Regions from separate parts of the Homo sapiens genome. Here region 1 is linked to region 2. A link is an interaction called in ENCODE POLR2A ChIA-PET data of the cell type or tissue named here. Cell type or tissue: A673. All regions are shown on one strand. Links, peaks and the distances in the headings refer to the core of each region. The heading gives the core; the rest is flanking DNA.

The links. Peaks named below come from ENCODE experiments on the same cell type or tissue, not always from the same donor. Only the 100,000 strongest peaks of a DNase experiment are listed, where the experiment ranks them.
Region 1: POLR2A ChIA-PET joins it to region 2 with 8 read pairs; 7 of 35 experiments call an interaction of 5 or more read pairs at or near these places.

What each region holds. Positions count from the first base shown.
Region 1 is chr12:112,318,520-112,322,914 of GRCh38, forward strand. HECTD4 (HECT domain E3 ubiquitin protein ligase 4) reads right to left here. Exons shown (of 76, transcript NM_001388303.1): 2 at 706-1,223. It also overlaps the pseudogene LOC100421482. Among named protein-coding and RNA genes, the nearest start is that of HECTD4, 62 kb to the right of the region's middle. In A673, for the core only: no CTCF peak of the experiment used is centred there; no DNase peak of the experiment used is centred there; H3K27ac peaks cover 617 bases.
Region 2 is chr12:112,398,599-112,402,993 of GRCh38, forward strand. No RefSeq gene overlaps it. Among named protein-coding and RNA genes, the nearest start is that of RPL6, 8.8 kb to the right of the region's middle. In A673, for the core only: no CTCF peak of the experiment used is centred there; no DNase peak of the experiment used is centred there.

The sequences.
Region 1 (4,395 bases), core at 95-4,094, 80 kb before region 2:
CCCACCACAACGCCCGGCTAATTTTTGTATTTTTAGTAGAGACAGGGTTTCACCATGTTGGCCAGGGCAGTCTAGAACTCCTGACCTCAAGTGATCTGCCCACCTCAGCCTCCCAAAGTGCTAGGATTACAAGCGTGAGCCACCACGTCCAGCCATGTGTACTACTATTAAATCTAGATATATACTGAGAAATCTTCCAATTAAATTGATCAAAACAAGTATTAGGTCCAAAAATATAATTTGTGACCAATTTTGTGACTGAGTCCAGGTGAATAATAGCCCACTAGCTTGCTGATGTACTTCTTATAGACAGGTATGAAAAATTAATAGCTCTATAAAGTTTTGACCATCCTCCTAGGAGAAGTAGACATAACATCCTCTGCTAACTACTTGATGTAAAACACTAACCATCTAAGGGACAATTAGATATGTCAAGGGTTGATTCTCCATTTTCTGCTGGTTAAGATGTTATCATGGTATACCAGAAACAGAAAACATGAACTTTGGTTCCAACTCAGGCACCTGGTGCCAAGTTTGGTGAAAGCATCTCATGCACTGTCAAGGCTGTGAAATTCAATACTGAAAGCAAAGAAGGACTTCTGAATGTTAAGACTTCTATCAAATATACTTGGCCTCTTCTTCATTCACCCAACCCAGGTGGCAGTAGTCACAAGGTCACCAAATGATACATTCGATTTTCCTTACCTGGCACAAGCCAAAGCCACCAGGGCAGCAGCAGCATTTTCTTTTTGCTTATGTGGGATGTGTCGGCCTGTGTCAGAAGTCTCCTCTAGCCAAGAGCACAGCAAAGTTTCAATTCCATTGAGACAGTCAGCAGGCTCCTTGGTCAAGCTCAAAGGCTGGCAGTCACGAAGGCAGTTCAATAGCACCTCAGCAGTTATGTTACAGAGAGAGGGGTCTGTTCTACTCTGGGACTGAATAAGGGGGAAGACCAGCAGGAGCCCCATCCTCGATGTGAAGGGCGCTTGCTCAGGTTGCTGCAACAAGCCCTGGCGTTTGAGCAGGGCCAAAGTTTCCTCATCACCTGAACTTTCCCTTTCATGCTGTTCTTCTAAGGCCAGCTGGCGCTGGGCATTCCACAGTCCTCGCAAGGCATTCAGGCGGTATTCCAGCAGCCGGGCATAGGCATTGCTCTGATTCCCACAAACAGAGCGCAAACGTTCTGCTAATTCCGACGGGTTCTTGGTCTCAAAGGTTAAAATCTAAGGAAAAAGACGATGGAGAAGTGGGTAAATATTACTTTCACCAAAGTCATCTAAGGAAGAAAATATGTTTAATGATATCCCAAAATAGTCAACGCCAAAAATTATTTTAATTACAATCAAATGGAAAACGTATACTGTAAAGCCAGCTCTTTGCTGATGGAATTGTTCCCCTTTTGGCTTTTCTGTTAATGCTTCCATGAAAATTGGGATTAGACCTAATTGAAAGAGCCCAAATCATAAAAGAATATAGTTAAGTGTGAAAGTCAGAAATTAACTCCATAATTTATTTTAGAAAATTGAAGTATAAAGCCAGGCGTGGTGGCTCACGCCTGTAATCCCAACACTTTGGGAGGCTGAGGTGGGTGGATAGCTTGAGCCCAGCAGTTGGAAACCAGCCTGGGCAACATGGTGAAACCCTCTCTCTACCAAAAATACAAAAAATAGCCAGGCTTGGTGGTGTGCACCTGTCGTTGCGGCTACTTGGGAGACTGAGGTGGGAGGATTGCTAAAGCCCGGGAAGTAGAGGCTGCAGTAAGCCATGATGGTGCCCTGCACTACAGCCTGAGTGACAGAGCGAGACCCTGTCTCAAAAAATAATACTACAAAAAAAAAGGAAAAAAATTGAAGCATAAACCTTTAGTAAATGATCTTGAGTTATAAATGTTGTTTCTAGGACAGGCGCGGTGGCTCACGCCTGTAATCCCAGCACTTTGGAAGGCAGAGGCGGGCAGATCATGAAGTCAGGAGTTCGAGGCCAGCCTGGCCAACATGGTGAAACACCATCTCTACTAAAAATACAAAAAAAATTAGCCAGGCGTGGTGGCCCACGCCTGTAGTCCCAGCTACTCAGGACCCTGAGGCAGAAGAATTGCTCGAACCCGGGAGGTAGAGGTTGCAGTGAGCCGAGATCGCACCACTGAACTCCAGCCTGGGTGACAGAGTGAGACTCTGTCTTAAAAAAAAAAAGTTAAAGTTTCTAACTCCTATTACCAGATAGAGTACTAGTAAAAATGGAACCAAGTTTTATCTCTGTTCTTCAAAACCTAATATATATATGTTTAATAAATGATGGATTATTCACGGTTCTTTGGTTGTGAAGCATACCCCATTCTTTTTTTTTGAGATGGAGTCTTGCTCTCTTGCCCAGGCTGGAGTGCAATGGCCGATCTCAGCTCACTGCAACCTCCACCTCCCAGGTTCAAGCAATTCTGCCTCAGCCTCCCTAATAGCTGGGATTACAAGGGTGTGCCACCATGCCCGGCTAATTTTTGTATTTTTAGTAGAGACGAGGTTTCGCCACATTGGCCAGGCTGGTCTTGAACTCCTGACCTCAGGTGATCTGCCCACCTCGGCCTCCCAAAGTGCTGGGATTACAGGCCTGAGCCACTATGCCTGGCAGCATACCCCATTCTTAATAGTGTTAACCCATTATTTTAATTTGTGACATGGTAGAGATTTATCCAATTCATATTAGATTGTTTTCTTGCCAAAACATTCAATTATCAGGAGGCCTCCATTTTCAGCAGCTGGGGATAATAAAACCATTATATCTTCTATCAGCTAAGAAAGGAACCAGCTCTCAAGATCAAACTAAATCTCAAGAATCAAACTAAATTTACAATGCAAAGAGTTTATGCACATAAATTTGACTAGATCAAAACCAACAGACTACTGTAATCAACAAAGGAGGGCACTCTAGGAGCAAGCACACTGAAACAGATTATCAGACAATAGAGGTGCCTGGTTCACAGTAGACCAGAAAGTCAGGGTGGGAAGAGGCCTGGGACAAAAGTAAAGAAAATTCTGCCAGGTCTTTGGCACTGACATTAAGAAAGGTCATAGTGCAGTTTATTTCCCTTACAAACTGGAAAAATACTCTTTTATCTCAAATTTTGCCTTTAGAAACTTGTTATTAATATTTTAGCCCAATAAAATAACAAGAATTTCCAAAACAATGCAAACGCTGTAATTGCCTTGCTTAGCTACATATGCAAATCACTGAATTGAACTAAAAAAAAAGTTCACAATTTAAAAACAACAACACAAAACCAAAACAAAAGAAGCAAGAAGCTAAAGAAAAACAAAGATAAGCTGAATTAGAAGCTACTCAATTAGCAAAGGAGAAAGAACTTATAATTAGACAACAAGTATTACTGGCAAAGAAAGAAAAAGACATCCAAAAAAAAAAACATTACAAAGAAATGGTAAGCTAGGTGGGTGACATACGCCTATACTTCCAGCTGCTTGGGAGGCTGAGGCAGGACTGCTTGAACCCAGGAGTTCGAGGCTGTAGTGGCTATGATCGTGCCTGTGAATAGCCACTGCACTCCAGCCTAAGCAACATAGTAAGACCTTGTCTGCTAAAAAAAAAAAAAAAGAAGAAAGAAAAAGAAAGAAAGGCAAAAACTTCGAAACTCATCTAAGATCTGGAATCACTTTTCCAACAATGAGGCAGGGTGGGTTAAAATGATGGAAGAAGGCCAGGTGTGGTGGCTCATGCCTGTAATCCTATAACTTTGGGAGGCCAAGGTGGAAGGACTGCCTGAGGCCAGGAGTTCAAGGCTGCAGTGAGTTATGATGGCACCAGTGCACTCCAGCCTGGGTGACAGGGGGAGACCCTGTCTCAAAAAAGAAAAAAAAAAGAAATGATGCAAGTAGAAAAACTTTGTAATCAGCTTGAACTAGAAAGCTTACAGTAGTTGAATGAAACACATCATCTACAAAAGAAGTAGGAATGGCTGCTCTGGAAAAACAGAAGAAATAAATGAACAAATTACGAAGGAGAAACAGGAAGGTGGGGCTCGTATGTAATAAGCATCTAAGAATGCAGAGAAATAAACTGGCAGAGGTGGAAATGGCAGCAACAACTGGTAAGAAGATGATCTGCAGCTACAAGTTAAAGCTATGAATCTCTTCCCTGCTGGTATGAATTCAAGATGGGAAGTTGGTAAGTTATTGCTAATTACATCAACATACATTCTTCTACTGATGTCAAGACAACCACCAAAGGTGTTACTGGCAAAGCAAAGAGCCTCCAAAAATTGGACCCTCATCAAAAAGATGACAAACAAAAAAGGCTTTTGATAAACTTTAAAAAGAACATTGCCTCAAGCAGACAATGAAACACCTTCAGAATGATTTTACAGTCCATGCACCCACTTCACCCCTT
Region 2 (4,395 bases), core at 290-4,289:
ATAGTCCCAGCTACTCGGGAGGCTGAGGCAGGAGAATGTCGTGAACCCAGGAGGCGGAGGTTGCAGTGAGCCGAGATTGCGCCACTGCACTCCAGCCTGGGCGACAGAGGGAGACTCGGTCTCAACAAAAAAAAAAAAAAAAAGAACACATGGACACAGGAGGGAGGGGAACATCAAACACTGGGGCCTGTCAGGGAGTTGAGGGCAAGGGGAGGGATAGCATTAGGACAAATAACTAATGCATGTGGGGCTTAAAACCTAGAAGATGGGTTGATGTGTGCAGCAAACCACTATGGCACATGTGTACCTATGTAAGAAACCTGCAAGTTCTGCACATGTATCTCAGAACTTAAAGTATAATAAAAAACAAAAATATAGGCCAGGCTCAGTGGCTCACGCCTGTAATCCCAGCACTTTGGGAGGCCGAGACGGGCGGATCAAAAGGTCAGATCGAGACCATCCTGGCTAACATGGTGAAACGCCGTCTCTACTAAAAATACAAAAAATTAGCCGGGCGTGGTGGCGGGCGCCTGTAGTCCCAGCTACTAGGGAGGCTGAGGCAGGAGAATGGCGTGAACCCAGGAGGCGGAGCTTGCAGTGAGCCGAGATCGCATCACCGCACTCCAGCCTGGGCAACAGAGCAAGACTCCGTCTCAAATAATAATAATAATAATAATAATAATAGTAATAATAATAATAAAAATATATAAAAAATAAAAATAAAAAAAGAATACCAAATTGGGTGGGAGATATTGTTGCCATCTTTTGAATAATATGATCTACCTCAAGCCCTAAGAATACCGAATGTAGGCCGGGTGCGGTGGCGCACGCCTGTAATCCCAGTACTTGGGAAGGCCAAGGCAGGCAGGTCACTTGAGGCCAAGAGTTCGAGACCAGCCTGGCCAACATGGAGAAACCCCATCTCTACTAAAAATACAAAAATTAGCCAGGCTTATCACGAGGTCAGGAGTTCAAGACCAGCCTGGCCAACATAGTAAAACCCTGTCTCTACTAAAAATACAAAAATTAGCCAGGCATGGTGGTGCATGCCTGTAGTCCCAGCTACTTGGGAGGCTGAGGCAGGAGAATTGCTTGAACCCAGGAGGCAGAGGTTGTGGTGAGCTGAGATTGCACCACTGCACTCCAGCCTGGGTAACAGAGCGAGACTCTGTCTCAAAAAAAAAAAAAAAAAAATTAGCCAGGCTTGGTGGCTGGTGCCTGTGATCCCAGCTACTCGGGAGGCTAAGGCACAAGAATCATTTGAACCCGGAAGGGGGAGGTTGCTGTGAGCTGAGATGGTGCCACTACACTCCAGCCTGGGTAACAGAGTGAGACTGTCTCCAAAAGACAAAAAAAAATTAAGAATACCTAAAGTTTAATCTACAGGGTTTTAAAAGTCAGAAGCAAGTCGACTTCTAAAAACTGGGGCAGGCACAGTGGTTCATGCCTATAATTCCAGCACTTTGGGAAGCCGACATGGGAGGATTGCTTGAGCCCAGGAGTTCAAGACCAGCCTGGGTAACATGGTGAGACCCTGTCTCTGCAAAAACAAATAAAAACCCAGAAAGACAAACAAACAGCAACAACAAAAACGAGCTGGGCATGGTGGCAAGCACCTGTAGTCCCAGCTACTCAGGAGGCTAAAGCTGAAGGATCACTTGAGCCAGGGCAGTCCAGGATGCAGTGAGCAGTGGTGATGATGCCACTGCACTCCAGCCTGGGTGACAGAGTGACATCCTGTCCCAAAATAAAAAATAAATAAAAACTGAAAAATTCATTATTTCTGGCACGTCTTGAGTTTAACAGGCTGAAACTCATAGTTGCTACTACTCTTCATCTTTTTTTTTTTTTTGAGACAGGGTCTTGCTCTGTTGCCCAGGCTGGAGTGCAGTGGCATGATCATGGCTCACTGCAAACTCTGCCTCCTGGGCTCAAGCGATTCTCCAACCTCAGCCTCCCGAGTAGCTGGGACCACAGGCGCCCAGCTAATTTCTTTCTTTTTTTTTTTTTTTTTTTTGTATAGACAGGATCTCATCATGTTGCCTGGGCTGGTCTTGAACTCCTGGGTTCAAGTGATCTTCCCATCTTGGCCTCCCAAAGGTCTGGGATTACAGGCGTAAGCCACTGCACCCAGTCAGTATTAGCTAATATTATTTGATCCTTTAAGACATCATAACAGGCTGGGCACGGTGGCTCACGCCCGTAATCCTAGCACTTTGGGAGGCCAAGACGGGTGGATCACTTGAGGTCAGGAGTTTGAGACCAGCCTGACCAACATGGTGAAACCCCATCTCTACTAAAAATACAAAAAATTAGCTGGGCATGGTTGCTCATGCCTGTAATCCCATCTACTTGGGAGGCTGCGGCAGGGGAATCGCTTGAACCCAGGAGATGGAGTTGCAGTGAGCTGAGATGGTGCCATGGCACTCCAGCCTGGATGACAGAGCAAGACTCCGTCTCAAAAAAAATAAATGAATAAAGACACCATAACACAAAATGTCACCTGACATTTAAAGGATAGGTAAAGTGGTTGGCGTCTAAGGCCAGACTGCCTGTAACTGCAGCCTGACATGGCGATTCTTGGGCAACTGATTTACCTGGGGAGGTGCTCTTAGAAACTACCTGTAAGAGCTGGTCACAGTGGCTCACGCCTGTAATCCCAGCAATTTGGGGGGCCAAGGCGGGTGGATCACTTGAGGTCAGGAGTTTGAGACCAGCCTGGCCAACATGTTGAAAACCCCTGTCTACTAAATATACAAAAATTAGCCGGGTGTGGTGGTGGTGGTGTGTGCCTGTAGTCTCAGCTACTTGGGATGTAAGGCAGGAGAATCTCTTGAACCTGGGAGGCAGAGGTTGCAGTGAGCTGGGAACACGCCACTGCACTTCAGCCTGGGCAACAGAGTGAGACTTCATCTCAAAAAAAAAAAAAAAAAACAAACAAAAAAACAAGAAACAAAAAAAAATCCAGGCCCAGTAGCTCACTCCTGTAATCTCAGCACTTTGGGAGGCTGAGGCAGGCGGATCACGAGGTCAAGAGATCGAGACCATCCTGGCTAACATGGTGAAACTCTGTCCCTACTAAAAATACAAAAAATTAGCCGGGTATGGTGGCGGGCGCCTGTATTCCCAGCTACTCGGGAGGCTGAGGCAGGAGAATGGCATGAACCTGGGAGGCGGAGCTTGCAGTGAGCCGAGATCACACCACTGCACTCCAGCCTGGGTGACAGAGCGAGACTCCATCTAAAAAAAAAAAAAAAAAAAAAAAAAAAAAAAACTTGCATGAGTGTGGTATATTTGTTATAACTGATGAACCAATATTGATATATTATTAACCAAAGTCTATAGTTTGCATTTGGGTTCACTTTTTGTTGTTTTTGTCATGAGCCACCACACCTGGCCAGGGTTCGCTCTTTGTGTTGCACATTCTATGGGTTTTGACAAATGGATAATGACATATATCCACCATTCTAGCACCATACAGAATAGATTCCTGGTCCTAGAAATCCTGTGGTCCACCCGTCCATCTCTCCCTCTCCACCCACCACCCACGTGCAACCTTTGATCTCTTTGCTGTCTCCTTAGTTTTGCCTTTTCCACAATGTCAAATACCTGGAATCATAGAGTATATAATATGATACAGTATATGAAAGAAGCCCTTTCCACATGGGCTTCTTTCCCTTAGCAATATGTATTTAAAGTTCCTCCACGTATGTTGTTGCTTGATAGCTCATTTCTTTTTATCACTAAATGATGTCCCATTGTATGGATGTACCACAAGGTTATCCATTCACTCGTTGAAGGACATCTTTATTGCTCCCAAGTTTTGGTAATTATGAATAATGCTGCTATACACAATTATGTACAGGTTTTGTGTAGACATGTTTTCAGTTCATGTGTAAATCGTATTCCTTTTTAACTTTTGTATTTATGCACACATTTATATAGTTGTAAAACTAAGCTTATATATTTTTTTCTTTTCTTTATTCTCCCTGGGAGCATAGATTCAAGTTGCCATGAATATACACTCCCACGTATACTTTTTTAAAAGTGATATTTTACATAATTTTCTGCAATTTGCTTTTTAAGATAACAATAATCTTTTGTTATAAAAGCAGTATATGTGCTTTTAGAAAGTTAGCTCATGTGGGTAAGTAAAAGAAAATAAAGACACATGCCAGGCATGGTGGCTCACGTCTGTAATCCCAGCACTTTGGGAGGCTGAGGCAGGAGGATCACTTGAGGTCAGGAGTTCCAGACCAGCCTGGCCAACATGGTGAAACCCTCTCTCTACTAAAAATACAAAAATACAAAAAAAAAAAAATTAGTTGGGCAGAGTGGCAGGCGCCTGTAATCCCAGCTATGCAGGAGGCTGAGGCAGAAGAATCACTTGAACTT